Linked DNA regions of Homo sapiens: region 1 is linked to region 2. Evidence: read pairs that join two places in POLR2A ChIA-PET (ENCODE). Cell type or tissue: endothelial cell of umbilical vein. All regions are shown on one strand. Links, peaks and the distances in the headings refer to the core of each region. The heading gives the core; the rest is flanking DNA.

Region 1 (8,328 bases), core at 272-8,271, 140 kb after region 2:
GGCGCAATCTCGGCTCACTGCAAGCTCTGCCTCTTGGGTTCAAGTGATTCTCCCACCTCAGCCTCTCGAGTAGATGGGAATACAGGCGCCCGCGACCACACCTGGCTAATTTTTCTATTTTTAGTAGAGACAGGGTTTCACCATGTCGGCCAGGATGGTCTCCATCTCTTGACCTGGTGATCCACCCATCTCGGCCTCCCAAAGTGGTGGGATTACAGGCATGGAGCCCTGTTTTAATGATTGACTGAGACAGGGTCTCACTGTGTCACCCAGGTTGGAGTGTAGTGGCACAATCTTGGCTCACTGCAGTCGCGACCTCCCTGGCTCAAGCGATCCTCCCACCTCAGCCTCCCAAGTAGCTGGGACCACAGGTGTGCACCACCATGCCTGGCTAATTTTTTGTAGAGATGGGGTCTTGCCATGTTGCCCAGGCTGGTCTCAAACTCCTGGAGTCAAGCAATCCGCAAGCTTCAGCCTCCCAAAGTGCTGGGATTACTGATGTGAGCCACCATGCCTGGCCTGGGGAACATCTTTAACAGAGGTCTAAAACTCCTGCTTTTCACAGTACTAGCTCCATGCTCCTGAAGCCTTAGGTTTTTTTTTTTTTTTTTTTTTTTTTGAAACAGCATCTCGCTTTGTCACCCAGGCTGGAGTAAATTCCGACTCACTGCAACCTCCGCCTCCAGGGTTCAAGATTCTCATGCCTCAGTCTCCCAAGTAGCTGGAATTACAGGTATGCACCACCATGCCCGGCTAATTTTTGTATTTTTAGTAAAGACAGGGTTTCGCCACATTGACCAGGCTGGTCTTGAATTCCTGGCCTCAAGTGATCTGCCCACCTCGGCCTCCCAAAGTGCTGGGATTACAGGCATGAGCCACTGCGCCCAGCCCCTGCAGGCTGTTTTTCGAAGGGATTGGGTCTCACTCTATTGCCCAGTCAGTGGCGCCAGCATAGCTCATGGCGGTCTCCTCAGTAGCCTGAACTTACAGGTGTGCGCCACCATGCCCAGCTTGTAGGCTTAGGTTTTTTGTTAAAGAAATAAATGAGACCTGCTAGGACTGAAAACTTACACATCTTCACAAAGGGTGCTTTGCATACACATCTCAATCTTCACAGCAACTCTACAGGGAAGTACTGGAGAATTATTCCCATTTTTAAAAAAGTAAATACGGCTGGGCATGGTGGTTCACTCTTGTAATCCAAGCATTTTGGGAGGCCGAGTAGGGTGGATCACTTAAGGTCAGGAGTTTGAGACCAGCCTGGCCAACATGGTGACATCTCGTCTCTACAAAAAATACAAAAATTAGCCAGGCGTGGTGGTGCAAGTCTATAATCCCAGCTACTTGGGAGGCTGAGGCATGAGAATCGTTCGAACCTGGGAGGCAGAGGTTGCAGTGAGCTGAGATTGTGCCACTACACTCCAGCCTGGGCGAGACAATGAGACTCTGCTCAAACAAAAACAAAAACAAAAAAGGTAAGAGAAAAAGAAGGCTCAGAGGGTCCAATTAATTTGGTCGAGGTCACAGAGCTTTAGACATGAGTCTGTCTGATCCCAAATCCACTTGCTCTTACTCTAGTCCCACTGTGTGCCCACATGGCGTTTGCTAGCGAAAGCAGGTCACTGTTTACTGGAGAACCCAAGGGCACGTGGCTATGAGACAAGCTGAGGTTACAATGGCATCTTGTGTGAGAAGACCACAGAGGAACAATCAGCAAATCTGGGTGTGAGCATCAGGGCATCAAAGGCATGGCCGTGCAGCTGCAGCTGTGCAGGATGTCTGCTTCCTGGAGAGCTGCGAATGGCTCAGTAAGAGGCAGGATGGGATGGAATCAGACCTGAGGATACCCTTTCTTACTGGTAACGATAGGAACCTGCTAATCACAGGGTGATCTCAGACTGGACACGTGTGAGGAAGTAGCTGTTCCTGCCACCTTTGGGCAGTTGCATGTCTGGCGGTATAGCAAAAGGAAGTCCATTTTTAGATTTCCATTACCGCATAAACAGAGATAGGCTCCATGAAAGTGTTCCATAGTCACTCCCTCAACCAGCCCCTGGACGCTTACTTGTAAATACTTGCCACTTACCTCCTCAAAGGTGGCCAGGATCAGGGCATTAAGATTTGGTAATGGCATTGCTTGAGATTATCACCATCACTGAAACTGCTCTGGGTCGGTTTTGTTCAGAGCAATGCAGGTAACAGAGACAGTTTCTGCACTGAAAGGAATGAAGACACTCTCATGTTCCCACCCTTGCCCCTTCCACCAGTGCCACTGAGAGCCTTCCATCAGTGCCGCTGAGAGCCTTCCATCAGTGCCAGAGAGAGGGATCGGTATAAAACGAAGCCCTTGTCCTCTTAGAGTCTACTCACAAACAGATAACTGTATACTCTGAGGAAGATGGTGAGTACCTCAGAGGAAACTAAAGCCAGGTAGGGGGCAGGCAGTGTGAACAGGGAGGGTGCCATCTGACACTGGTTTGTCAGGGAAGGCTTGTGTAGAGCTGGCACTTCTGCTTGAGCCTGAAGGCTATCTGGTAGAGAAGCGTTCCAGGTACAGGGAATGCAAGCAGGACAGTAGACGGAGCTGGGACAGGACAGAGCGCTCAGAGAATCCAGCACCCACACCCCCTATGCCCTCAATGGCACAACATTTTGCCTAAGAATATCTCTTCTCCTCTGGCAACACCTACTCACCAGTTCTCCTTTCAAATACCAGTGGCTTGGGAAACCCAAATGACCCGGGAAGAGCTGGCACTTGCTCACTGGGCTCCCACAGCACTTAGCTTATGCGTTGTTACTGCACTTTTAGTGGCGTCTTGTAATTATCTGATTATGTCACATCTTTTCCAAATGCCAGGCGCTCCTTGCGGCAAAGATGACGTCCTGCTGGTCACTATGGACAGGCTTGGCATGGAGGGCTCAATTCATCCAATAAAAAAAAGTTCACTTGGCCAGGCATGGTGGCTTACGCCTGTAATCCCAGCACTTTGGGAGGCCGAGGCAGGTGGATCATGACGTCAGGAGATCGAGACCATCCTGGCTAACACGGTGAAACCCCCGTCTCTACTAAAAACACAAAAACAAATTAGCCAGGTGTGGTGGCGTTCGCCTGTAGTCCCAGCTACTCGGGAGGCTGAGGCAGGAGAATGGCCTGAACCCGGGAGGCGGAGCTTGCAGTGAGCTGAGATTGCGCCACTGCACTCCAGTCTGGGCGACACAGCGAGACTCCACCTCAGGAAAAAAAAAAAAAAAAAAAAAAGTTCACTTGAGGCCGGGCACAGTGGTTCGTGCCTGTAATCGCAGCACTTTGGGAGGCTGAGGCGGGCAGGTCACGAGGTCAGGAGTTCGAGACCAGCCTGGCCAACATAGTGAACCCTGTCTCTACTAAAAATACAAAAATTAGCCGGGTGTGGTGGCGCACGCCTGTAGTCCCAGCTACTCAGGAGGCTGAGACAGAAGAATCACTTGAACCCAGAAGGCAGAGGGTGCAATGAGCCGAGATCCTGCCACTGTACTCCAGCCTGGGCGACAGAGAGGGAGTCCGTCTCAAAAAAACAAAACAAAACAAAAAAACCCCAAAACAAAAAAAAAGTTCACTTGAGTGCCTATTCTGTGCCACATGGAGATGCGATGGAGATGAAGCCTGGAGAATTCCTGACCTGGAGGGGCTCGTAATCAACCACCGTACATCTCAGGTATCTTTGGATTTCTAGGGCCTAGCACTAGATTTGAGCGGCACAAGGTGCTGAATGTCTGAGCTGGAGGCTGGCAAGACAAAGCACATCTTCTCCATGCAGAGAGTTGTTTTTTTGTACTTTCCATGGGCAAAAAAAGCGTATCTATCTCCTCTCTGAAAGAACATTATTTCCTCCCTATTGGGTCTTATTTATAATTATGCCAAGTATTTTATGAGAAAATGAAATTATTAATATATACGACCCTTTCAGGTTAATTCATTACAGCTTCAGCCTTAAGGATGAGTTACTGTCCTTCCTTTCTTTGCTCCCTAATGTCTTTCCCCAATTTAATGAGTTAAACTACAAACAGCAGTTATTACCAAGCAGCTAATGACCAAATGCTTGCAGATGGTGTGAGAAAGTACTGCATATGTTTCAATTAGGATGTTCTTTGTTGATTTTCTCCTGTAGTTTCAAGACATGGAAGTTGATCTCTCTTCAATCAGGATAAAAGGAGCTCACAAACAGTAGACCCTGAAAATGTGTGCCCAAGAGAACTTCTGGTTTAGAGGGGTCAGGACTGGAAATGCGCATTCTGCCTGTGTCCCAGCCTGGCTCTCCCCAACACCCCCAGGGGCTGTGGAAGGCCAGTTGCCGCCCAAGGGTAGGCTGCACGCTTCCCCCACTGGCCAGCATTCTCCTCTGCACTCCCAGAAACAAGATAATCCAAACTGCCTGGGTCCAGTTCTTAAAGGACACACAAAATTCTTTTTTTTCTTTTTTCTTGAGATGAAGTTTTGCTCTTGTTGCCCAGGCTGGAGTGCAATGGCACAATCTTGGCTCACCGCAACCTCCACCTCCCAGGTTCAAGCAATTCTTCCTGCCACAGCCTCCCAAGTAGCTGGGATTACAGGCGCCCGCCACCAGGCCTGGCTAATTTTTGTATTTTTTAGGAGAGACTGGGTTTCACCACGTTGGCCAGGCTGGTCTTGAACTCCTGACCTCAGGTGATCTGCCCGCCTCGGCCTCCCAAAGTGCTGCGATTACAGGCACGAACCACCGCACCCAGCCAGGACACACAAAATTCTAACATGAATTCTTCTAACAGTGTCTTGTAATGATCTGATTATGTCACATCTAAGAAGCCAAGCTCACCATGCAGGGGATTCCTCTCTATCCTCAAAGTACAGTAAATCATCTCTCAAAGGAAGGAGAACCTTTACATTTCCAAATGCAGAAATTCAAATCTGGGAGTGGCCAAGTGAGAGCTCTGGGAACCATTACAAAGCCTCCCCCACCTCACTCCCTAGTCCTGAGGAAAGGGCTTCTTTGGGGAAGATTTCATGTTGTTCTTAAATATTTTTTGTTTTCATACACACCTCACCTACCATTTCTATGTACAGAACCAGGCTTTGAAAAAAGAAATCTTGAAGTGTTATTTCTGTGGATTAGAAAAGTTCTTTCCCTGAGCCACCAGGATTAGGTGACAAATTGGAATAGAAGCTTTATATGTGGTTTCTGTGCTAATGCTGCCCCCTAGGGATGGAAAGTTACAAGGCACCGAGACACCAGCTTGACTGCTCTGGGAGAGACCACACATAGCTGCCGGCTTTTTACTATACTATGGGGACCAGGGCTTCGAGGACAGAGTGGGAGGGTAAAGTCTTTCTGGAATAAATCAAAGTTCAATTTTATCTTTATCATAGTAACTACAAACAAAACTACCAATTCCCTTAGTTACTCAAATACAGACGACTGTTTCTCTCGAATGGCTGTTTAACAGAATCACCGAGACTATATCAGCAACGCCTAGGCAATGGCATCATGTGGACATTTATATAAAAATTCCAAGACCAAGGCCGGGCGCGGTAGCTCACATCTGTAATCCCAGCACTTTGGGAGGCCGAGACAGGCGGATCCCGAGGTCAGGAGATCGAGACGATCCTGGCTAACACGGTGAAACCCCGTTTCTACTAAAAATACAAAAAAATTAGCCGGGCGTGGTGGCGGGCGCCTGTAGTCCCAGCTACTCGGGAGGCTGAGGCAGGAGAATGGCGTGAACCTGGGAGGCAGAGCTTGCAGTGAGTGGAGATCACGCCACTGCACTCCAGCCTGGGCGACAGAGTGAGACTCCGTCTCAAAAAAAAAAAAAAAAAAAATCCGAAACCAGTATGTGAGCTCCTACTAAGGACTATGGGTCCTGCTCTGCAGTGGGGACACACATTAAGTGTAATATACAGTTAAGACATGATTGTAAGTGCTGAGGAGAAAAAAATAAAGGAAGAATGCACTGGGGTGGAGAGGGGGAAATAGTTCACGATTATAAACTGGTGGTCAGGGAAGGCCTCTCTGCGAAGGTGCATGTAAGTGAAGACTTAAGAAAGGCGAGGGAGAGAGTCTGGTGCTATCTGGGGGAAAGAATTCCAGGCACCAGGAACAGGGAGGAGCAGGGTGGGCAGAGCTGTAAGGTGGAGAGGAGGGTTGGGTTTGCAGGCTGCCTGGGGCCTGAGCCCAGAGTAAACAGATGCTGAAGAAGAGCCTCTGCAATGGCTGTGCATGAGGTTGATTCCCAAAGAACCCCACCTGCAGGGATCCCTTTCACGGGGAGCTCTCAAGCCTTCTGAGCTGCGCCTCTGAAGGTGGGGCCTCTCCCGCCTTCCTGCCGAGCTTCTCACAGCCTGGAAAGGGCAGGAGGGGAGGCTGTGACTAAGCCCCTTCCAAAGGATTTGCTCCCCATAGATGCTCCATACAATACAGGTTGTGGAACCGAAGTTACTACAGCAATGACTTTTTTTTTTTTTTTTTTGAGACAGGGTCTCATTCTGTCACCCAGGCTGGGGTGCAGTCAGTGGTGCCATCATAGCTCACTGGGCTCAAGCCTGGGCTCAAGTGATCCTGCCCCCTCAGTGCCCAGAGTAGCTGTGACCACAGGCACATGCCACCATACCTGGCTAATTTTTTGTACAGACCAGGTCTTGCTATGTTGCTCAGACTGGTCTCAAACTCCTGGGCTCAAAGGATGCACCCGCCTCGGCCTCCCATATGCTGGGATTACAGTTGTGAGGCACTGTGCCTGGCCAGCCATGACTTTTAAACTATAAACTGTGGCCCTATGGTGGGTTGTAAAGTCACTTCAGTAGATTATGACTAGTGGATTTAAAGTTAGAACAAAAATACTAGGGCACATTCCATGTGTCAAGTATTTGTTTTATAAAACTGTTTCTGTTCCACCTATATTTATTTATGTTTGGATGAAGCTTATGGTAATTTATATTTCTTACTATAGGTCACAAACAAAAAAGTTTAAAAGCCATTAATTTAGAATTCATTCAGAATTAAAGTTTCTTTAAAAAGGCACCAAAAGGCTCATTCTCACAATAGGAAGTCCCAAGGATCACTGCCAGGAACTGAAAACCAGCCCCATCTCTAGTTACCCTGGAGGTGACTCTGCTGATAAGGAACAATGCCCGGGAACCAGGGGAACCCCCCAGCCTTCTCCATCCTGCAGGAGCAGGGCCATGCATAGGAAGCAGATCTAATCATTTCAAACTGTCAAATAGAAACACTGTTATCACTTGGGCAGAAACAAGCCAGGCTGACCTTGTCTTTGCTCACTGCTTGGGCTACCTCTGGGCTTCCCAGGGTTTTGCTGGGAATCTTGGCCTGGCAGGAACAGCCAGCAAAACCAGCTCCTGCCTGCTGGAACTCCACTGTCAGCATGCCCTGGAAGAGAGGCTGCAGATTCCAGGAAGCCTCCTTCCAGGTAGGACAAAGACCATCTTGACACTCCTCCTCATGCCCAGGCTGACAACAGCTGGACTTAAAGTCACTGGATCAGATTGGGGAAAGGAGCCACTGGGGTCTGGGCATGGGATGGGAAGGAGGAAGTCGAGGCTTCATCCTGAGTCATTCAGCAGAAGTGCTGGTTCCAGGGTACAGCGCAGCTTCAAGCTGAGCAGGTAACTTCGCGTTGGTATTTTAGGGCGCTGTGTAAAGATGGCAGTAATTCATGTATCCAGGGACAGAAGAATACAAAGCTGTCTGAACTTGGGGTTGACAATACCCCTTTGTGGATATCAGACAGGACATCTTGCAAGGTACTGTTTATATAGCAGGCATAGAAAAGCGGCTGCCCCTGGTAGTTTTTCACATTCTCATAAAAATCAAATCCCTTCTCAGAGTAAATAGCAAAGCGGACTTTTTTTTTTTTTTTTGAGATGGAGTCTCGCTCCGTTGGCCCCGGCTGGAGTGCAGTGGCGCAATCTTGGCTCACTGCAAGCTCCGCCTCCCAGGTTCACACCATTCTCCTGCCTCAGCCTCCCGAGTAGTTGGGACTATAGGCACCCACCACCACGCCCGGCTAATGTTTTGTATTTTTAGTAGAGACGGGGTTTCACCGTGTTAGCCAGGATGGTCTTGATTTCCTGACCTCGTGATCTGCCCGCCTCGGCCTCCCAAAGTGCTGGGATTACAGATGTGAGCCACCGTGCCAGGCCACAAAGCGGACTTTTAATCTTTCCCTCCTTGCTAGTGAAATGTGACAAAAAGGGAAGCCTCTCATGGGGACAGGAGATATGAACTGAGGATGAGGGTCAAAGGAGGGAGGAAAAAAGGGTCAACTCGACACAGAAGAATGATAAAAAGTATAGGT
Region 2 (8,328 bases), core at 267-8,266:
CTCAAATGTTGCATCTTCCTAGCACGTCTTCCCTGGAATTCTCTTTCCCAGCCTCTCTGACCCATTCCTCCTTTTTTCCCTATAATCTGTTACAAGATGTGCTTTTCTTTTTTTTTTGTTTTGTCTTTTCTTTTTTGAGATGGAGTTTCGCTCTCGTTGCCCAGGCTGGAGTGCAACGGCACGATCTTGGCTCACCACAACCTCTGCCTCTCAGGTTCAAGCAATTCTCCTGCCTCAGCCTCCCGAGTAGCTGGGATTACAGGCATGCCTGGCTAATTTTGTTTTTTTTTTTTTTTTTTTGAGACAGAGTCTCGCTCTGTCGCCCAGGCTGGAGTGCAGTGGCAGGATCTCGGCTCACTGCAAGCTCCGCCTTCCGGGTTCACGCCATTCTCCTGCCTCAGCCTCCCGAGTAGCCGGGACTACAGGTGCCCGCCACTGCGCCCAGCTAATTTTTTGTATTTTTAGTAGAGACGGGGTTTCACTGTGGTCTCGATCTCCTGACCTCGTGATCCGCCCGCCTCTGCCTCCCAAAGTGCTGGCATTACAGGCGTGAGCCACCGCGCCCGGCGAATTTTGTATTTTTAGTAGAGACGGGGTTTCTCCATGTTGAGGCTGGTCTCGAGTTCCTGACCTCAGGTGATCTGCCCACCTCGGCCTCCCAAAGTGCTGGGATTACAGGCATGAGCCACCGCTCCTGGCCACAAGATACGTTTTTCATTGCAGCAGTCCTTCCCTTCCCCTTTCCCTCCCCTTCCCCTTCTCCTCCCCCCACTCCCTTTTTTTCCTTTCCTAGATAGGATCTTGCTCTGTTATCCAGGCTGGAGCGCAATGGCACAATCACAGCTCTCTGCAGCCTCAACTCCTGGACTGAAGCAGTCCTCCCACCTCAGCCTCCCAAGGGAGAGCTGGGACCACAGGCATGCACCACAATGTCCAGCTAATTTTGTTTATTTTTTGTACTGACAGGGTCTCACTTTGTTGCCCAGGCTGATCTCAAACTCCTGGGCTGAAGCGATCCTCCCACCTCCCAAAGTGCTGGGATTACAGGCATGAGCCACTCTGCCCAGCCTGACCTGTTTATTTTCTGTCCTCCACTAGAACAGTGCTTGGCAGTAGCAGGCCCTTGATCAATGTTTGCCAAATAAATGGTGAATTGAATGAGATGATGCATCTCGTGTCCAGTGCAGAGGAGTGATTCAATCAACAGAAACTATAACCACTAATACTGTTATGAATTCTAGTAAGGAAGGACTCCCACATTGCATGGGTGTCCCCAAGTTTCAGGAACATTCAACATGAAAACCAATGAGGCTGGGTGCAGTGGCTCACACCTGTAATCTCAGCACTTTAGTCTCTACTAAAAATACAAAAATTCGCCCGGTGTAATGGCGAGCACCTGTAATCCCAGCTACTGGAGAGGGTGAGACGTAAGAAACACTTGAACCCAGGAGGCGGAGGTTGCAGTGAGCCGAGATTGCGCCACTGCACTCCAGCCTGGGTGACAGAGAGAGACTCCATCTTGAAAAAAAAGAAAGATGGAAACCAGTGAGTGTTGGGTGCAAAGACCCCAGGGGCAGAGTCGGTGCCAGCACCTGGCTGCTCTTATTCTCACACAGGCCTTTCTGGGATTGGAGAGGCCGGATCTGGGTGACAGTTCCTCACAGTGTCCCCACAGCTCATGGTGTGAGAGCCCCCTGGAGCGCCTGGCTGACTGTGGTGGGCAGTGGGACCCTGAGGCCAGGACAGAGCACTAGGCCCTGTGAGTTCACTGAGACCCTGGCACAGGACCCAGAAATGAGGCAGGCTATGGTAGTGGTCTGTGACCGCCCCACTCTCCACTCCTTTTCAATTCATCCACAGTGGGGTCCGAAGCCAGGCGCAGTGGCTGTAATCCCAGCACTTTGGGAGGCAGAGGTGGGAAGATTCCTTGAGTGCAGGAGTTCGAGACCAGCCTGGGCCAACTGGCGAAACCCCATTACGACAAAAATTAGCCAGGATGGTTGCAATGCTACCATCTATCTTTCTTTTCTTTCTTTTTTTTTTTTTTGAGATGGAGTTTCATTCTTGTTTCCCAAGCTGGAGTGCAATGGCATGATCTTAGCTCACTGCAACTTTTGCCCCCTGGTTTCAAGTGATTCTCCTGCCTCAGCCTCCCAAGTAGCTGGGATTACAGGCACCTGCCACCATACCCAGCTCATTTTTTTGTATTTTTAGTAGAGACGGGGTTTCGCCACATTGGCCAGGCTGGTCCCCAACTCCTGACCTCAGGTGATCCAACCGCCTTGGCCTCCCAAAGTGCTGGGATTACAGGTGTGAGCCACTGCGCCTGGTCGCCATCATCTATCTTTCTTTCCTTTTCTTTTTCTTTCTCTCTTTCTTAAATAGAGAAAGAGTCCCACTGTGTTGCCCAGGCTAGTCTCTAAACTCAAGAATGAATTCTAGGCTGGGCGCTGTGGCTCACGCCTGTAATCCCAGCACTCTGGGAGGCCGAGGCAGGTGGATCATGAGGTCAGGAGTTCGAGACCAGCCTGGTCAACATGGTGAAACCCTGTCTGTACTAAAAATACAAAAATTAGCCTGGTGTGGTGGCACACCCCTATAATCCCAGCTACTCGGCAAGCTGAGGCAGGAGAATTGCTTGAACTCAGGGGGCGGAGGTTGCAGTGAGCCGAGATGGTGACATTGCACTCCGGCCTGGGTGACAGGGCGAGACTCTGTCTCAAAAAAAAAAAAAAAAAGTATGAATTCTAGTGTAAACCGTGGACTCTGGGTGATACCGTGTCAACGCAGTTTCATCAACTGTAACATGTAACCCTCTGGTGGGCGTGTGGATAGAGGGGGAGTCTGTGGGTGTCTGGGGACAGCGGGTACCTGGGAACTCTGCACTCACCATTCAGTTTTGTTGGGAACCTAAAACTGCTCTAAAAAATAAAGTCTATTAATTTTTTTGGAACTGCGTTTTTGTTTTTTTTTTGAGACGGAGTTTTGCTCATGTCGCCCAGGCTGGAGTGCAATGGTGCAATCTCAGCTCACTGCAACCTCTGCCTCCCAGGTTCAAGCAATTCTCCAGCATTGCCTCCTGAGTAGCTGGGATTACAGGCATGTGCTACCACACCCAGCTAATTTTTTTTTTTCCCCAAGACGGAGTCTAACTCTGTCACCCAGGCCGGAGTGCAATGGCGTGATTTTAGCTCACTGAAACCTTCACCTCCCGGGTTCAAGTGATTCTCCTGCCTCAGCCTCCTGACTAGCTGGGATTGTAGGCACGTGTCACCATGCCCAGCTAATTTTTGTATTTGTAGTAGGGACAGGGTTTCGCCATTTGGCCAAGCTGCTCTTGAACTCCTGACCTCAAGTGATCCACCCGTCTCAGCCTCCCAAAGTGCTGGGATTACAGGTGTGAGCCACTGGGCCAGGCTTGAACTGCATATCTGGCCTTCTCACTCCTGGGGATCCTCCCACTCATACCTAATGGCCTCAGGGCCGTTGCATGAGCTACTCACCTTGGTGAGTGGCCCTCACCCCAACTATGGCTAATTTCTCTTCATCTTCCTCACATCCCTTCTGCAGAACCCCTACCCTTCCCTAGACCATGTCACGATTCCGTCGCATCCTCTGCCATTGTCCCTCGGAATATTCCTAGATGGCATTTATCACTGTGGATAGTTACCACTACTCAGCGTTTTGGCTAAGATCAAGTGTTCCATCATCGTGGGTAATTAAATATGCATTTTTAATTAATTAAATATTTAAGTAATTAGTCATATTTGATTAATTAAATATCTGCATTTAATTACAGGTGGCTCATACGTGTAATCCCAGTACTTTGGAAGGTGGAGGCAAGAGGACTGCTTGAGGCCAGGAGTTTCAGATCAGCCCAAGCAATATAGCAAGACCTCCATCTCTACAAAAGATTTTTAAAAATTAGCCAGGTGAGGCCGGGTGCGGCGGCTCACGCCTGTAATCCCAGCACTTTGGGAGGCTGAGGTGGGCGGATCATTTGAGGTCAGGAGTTCGAGACCAGCCTGGCCAACATGGTGAAACTCCATCTCTAGGCTGGGCCTGGTGGCTCACGCCTGTAATCCCAACACTTTGGGAGGCCGAGGCGGGCGGATCACGAGGACAGGAGATCGAGACCATCCTGGCTAACACGGTGAAACCCCGTCTCTACTAAAAATACAAAAAATTAGCCGAGCGTGGTGGCAGGTGCCTGTACTCCCAGCTACTTGGGAGGCTGAGGCAGGAGAATGGTGTGAACCCGGGAGGCGGAGGCTGCAGTGAGCCGAGATTGCCCCACTGCACTCCAGCCTGGGCGACAGAGCAAGACTCTGTCTCAAAAAAAAAAAAAAAAGGAAAGTCTTGGCCAGGCGCAGTGGCTCATGCTGGTAATCCCAGCCCTCTAGGAGACCAACAGATAGAAGGATCACTTGAGGCCAGGAGTTCGAGGCTGCAGTGAGCGACGATTACACCACTGCACTAAGCCTGGGCAACAGAACAAGATCACATCTCTAAAAATAAAAATAAAATAGCCAGGCGTAGTGGCTCACACCTGTAATCCCAGAACTTCAGGAGGCCGAGGGAGGTGGATCACCTGAGGTTAGTAGTTCGAGACCAGCCTGGCCAGCATAGTGAAACCCCATCTCTACTAAAAATACAAAAGAAATTAGCCTGGTGTGATGGCGTGTGCCTGAAATCCCAGCTACTCAAGAGGCTGAGACAGGAGAATCGCTTGAACCCAAGAGGCAGAGGTTGCAGTGAGCCGAGAACACGCCATTGCACTCTAGCCTGGGTGACAAGAGTGAAACTCCATCTAAAAAAATAAATAAATAAAATAAAAGGGCCTCATGCCTGTAATCCCAGCACTTCGGGAGGCCAAGGTGGGCGGATCACCTGAGGTCAGGAGTTTGAGACCAGCCTGTACAATATAACGAAACCCTGTGTCTACTAAAAACACAAAAATTAGCCAGGCATGGTGGCACGCGCCTGTAGTCCCAGCTACAAGGGAGGATGAGACAAGAGAATTGCTTAAACCCAAGAGGTAGAGGTTGCAGTGAGCCGAGATCGCACCACTGCACTCCAGCCTGGGTGACAGAGTGAGACTCTGTCTCAAAAAAATAACAAGAATAAAATAAAATGAAAGTACTGATGGAGTGCACCCGCTACAGTCACCTTCCAGTTGTTACTGATATGCCCAATTCTCAAATGGGGATATGGGCAGTGATGTGACTTCCCAAAGCCACATAGACAACGTGTCTGACAATCAACCAATGCTCCATTCTGTCTTGGAGGTTGTATCTCCTCTTTGGGCCTGTGTCCCCAGTCAATCCATGCCTCTGAGACACACCACCTCCCCAGGGGACTCCTCTGGCCTCCGGAGCCAGCTCAAGCATTCTTCCTCCAGGAAGCCCTCTGGGGAAGCCTACTCAAGAGTGACGGCCCAATTAGCCAGGCATGGTGGTCCACACCTGTAGTCCCAGCTACGTGGGAGGTCGAGGCGGGAGGATTGTGTGAGTCCAGGAGTTGGAGGTTACAGTAAACTATGATCACAGTGCTGCACTCCAGCCTGGGTGACAGAGTGAGACTCTGATTGTAAAAAATGAAATAGGCTGGACGTGATGGCTCACGCCTGCAAACCCAGCACTTTGGGGAGCCAAGACGAGTGGATGGCTTGAGGCCAGGAGTTCAAGACCAGCCTGGGCAATATAGCAAGACCCCATCTCTACAAAAAATAAAACAACAGAAAAAGAGTGACAGCTCCTCTCTCCCTACCCCCATGTCTGCCCATGTTCAGTGATCCTTTGCTTTTTTTTTTTTTGAAATGGAGTCTCACTGTGTTGCCCAGGCTAGAGTGCAGTGGTGCGATCTCAGCTCACTGCAACCTCCACCTCCCAAGTTCAAGCGATTCTCCCGCCTCAGCCTCCTGAGTAGCTGGGATTACAGGTGTGCACCACTATGCCCAGATAATTTTTTGTATTTTCAGTAGAGATGGGGTTTCACCACGATGGCCAGGCTGGTCTCGAACTCCTGACCTCATGTGATCCGACTGCCTCGGTCTCCCAAAGTGCTGGGATGAACTCTTGACCTCACGTGATCCGACTGCCTCAGTCTCCCAAAGTGCTAGGATGACGGGCATGAGACACTGCACCTGGCTCCTTTGTTTTTTGGGGGGAGGGGACAGAGTCTCACTCTGTCTCCCAGGCTGGAGTGCAGTGACACAATCTTGGCTCAATGCAACCTCTGCCTCCTAGATTCAAGTGATTCTTCTGCCTCAGCCTCCCGAGTAGCTAGGATTACAGGTGCACGCCACCCTGCCCGGCTAACTTTTGTGTTTTTAGTAGAGATGAGGTCTCACCATGTTGGTCAGGCTGGTCTCCCTTTGCTTTTTAAAATCTGTGTTTCTGGCCCTCTTCCTCTTTCTCTTGGAGTAGGTGGTGGCAGCAGACGCTTGTGCAGCTATACGCAAGATTAAGGCTGGGACTTCCTTGGCAAGAAGCAGGAGCTGCTGAAGTTGCTGGTCAACCTATGGGTGAAGCTGTCCCAGCTGTGCATCACCAATGTCAGCAGTCCCGTCTTTTTGACACCAGGGACCAGTTTCGTGGAAGATAATTTTCCCATGAATGGGGGCAGGGGGATGGTTTTGGGATGATTCAAGCACATTACGCTTATTGCGTACACCATCTCTATTATTACATTCTAATATATGATAAAATAATTCTACAACTCATCATGATATAGGATCAATGAGAGCCCTGAGCTTCTTTCCCTGCAACTAGATAGTCGCATCTGGGGCTGATGGGAGACAGTGACAGATCATCAGGCATTAGATGCTCATAAGGAGTGCACAACCGCCGGGCGTGGTGGCTCACGCCTGTAATCCCAGCATTTTGGGAGGCCAAGGCGGGTGGATCACCTGAGGTCAGGAGTTTAAGACCAGCCTGGCCAACATGGCAAAACCCTGTATCTGTGAAAAATACAAAAACTAACCAGGCGTGGTGACACATGCCTGTAATCCCAGCAACTCAGGAGACTGAGACAGGAGAATCGCTTGAACCCAGGAGGCAAAAGTTGCAGTGAGCCAAGATCACACCACACCACTGCACTCCAGCCTGGGTGACAGAACAAGACTCCATCTCAAAAAAAAGAAAAAAATTGAGACAGGATCTCACTATGCTGCCTAGGCTGCATTTGGGCTCAAATGACCCACCTGCCTCAGCCTCCCAAAGTGCTGCGATTACAGGCGCGAGCCACCACGCCTGCCTGGCCTATTTTAATTTTTAAGAGTCACGGTCTTGTTCTGTCACCCAGGCTGGAGTGCAGTGGTGCAATCATAGCTCACTGCAGCCTTGAGCTCCTGGGCTCAAGTGATCCTCCCACCTCAGCTTCCCAAAATGCTGGGATTACAAGCATGCGTCACCACAGCAGGCCCAATTAGATAAGGTTTGAAGTATGTCTACACCTGCAAGACCACCACCACAATCGACATAATGAACATCACCCGATGCTCGTGTTCATCAAAGTCTCTGCTCTCTCTTCCTATGATCACAGCATGTCACTGTACACTCATTTGTTTGCCTTCGTGCTTGTGATGTCTTCCCCATTAAACTGGGTGCCTGGTGAGGACACGGAACACATCTGGTTGGTTCTCCTCTATACCCGCACTATCTGGCACAAATAGTGATTGGATGGATGGATGGATGGATGAATGAATGGATGAATGAGCAAATGAATGAATGAATGAGCAAATGAATTAAGTCCTCAATGAATGAATGAATGAATGAATGAATGGGCAAATGAATTAAATCCTCACTTCCAGACTGACAGCTCCTCCAGGGCAGGGTCCTTGTCCAGGTCATCTCAGTAGCCTCCCCCACCGTAGAGTGGTCACTCAATGAATGGGGGTTGAATGATTAAGTGGCCCAAGGTGGCCCAGGGCTCACCACTGCAGAAATCAGACCAAAAGAGCTAGAACCACCCCAGAGAGCCCTTCAGGGGACCTCCAAGATAACACAGGAGGAAGGGTACCACCTTCCTCTCTGCCAGTAGGCCACTGTGCACAGTTGAGAGTCCAGGCCTCCTGGGGGGACCGGATCATTTCCAGAACAACTGCTATGCACCAGGTGGTGTTTGGGGTAAACGGCATCCCTGCAAGGGATCCTCACCCCCTTTTCTTCCTTCATTCTCTGCTGGTGTCAATCACAGCTTCTAGCAGAGGGAAGGCAGGCCAGGCTTGGTTTCTTCTTGCGAGAGTATTTAACTCAGGGCCCTGTAGAACAATGAGAATCTGACCTGCAACTAGCTGGGCGTGCTGGGGCATGCCTGTGTAGTTTC

What was found. Peaks named below come from ENCODE experiments on the same cell type or tissue, not always from the same donor. Only the 100,000 strongest peaks of a DNase experiment are listed, where the experiment ranks them.
Region 1: POLR2A ChIA-PET joins it to region 2 with 5 read pairs; 17 of 35 experiments call an interaction of 5 or more read pairs at or near these places.

The regions. Positions count from the first base shown.
Region 1 is chr7:5,660,350-5,668,677 of GRCh38, forward strand. All of the region lies in intron 13 of RNF216 (ring finger protein 216), which reads right to left. It overlaps RNF216-IT1 (RNF216 intronic transcript 1), which reads right to left. Exons shown (of 3, transcript NR_046834.1): 2 at 6,261-6,355; 3 at 2,083-2,216. Among named protein-coding and RNA genes, the nearest start is that of RNF216-IT1, 16 kb to the right of the region's middle. In endothelial cell of umbilical vein, for the core only: a CTCF peak has its summit at 5,214 (motif pointing left); DNase peaks (open chromatin) are centred at 1,852, 5,212 and 7,192; H3K27ac peaks cover 3,159 bases.
Region 2 is chr7:5,517,915-5,526,242 of GRCh38, forward strand. LOC221946 (a long non-coding RNA gene) reads left to right here. Exons shown (of 4, transcript NR_126168.1): 2 at 3,571-3,715; 3 at 3,800-3,932; 4 at 6,429-7,631. Among named protein-coding and RNA genes, the nearest start is that of FBXL18, 8.3 kb to the left of the region's middle. RefSeq lists enhancers at 5,096-5,535, 5,606-5,775, 5,966-6,065, 6,176-6,225, 7,036-7,095 and 2 more. In endothelial cell of umbilical vein, for the core only: no CTCF peak of the experiment used is centred there; no DNase peak of the experiment used is centred there.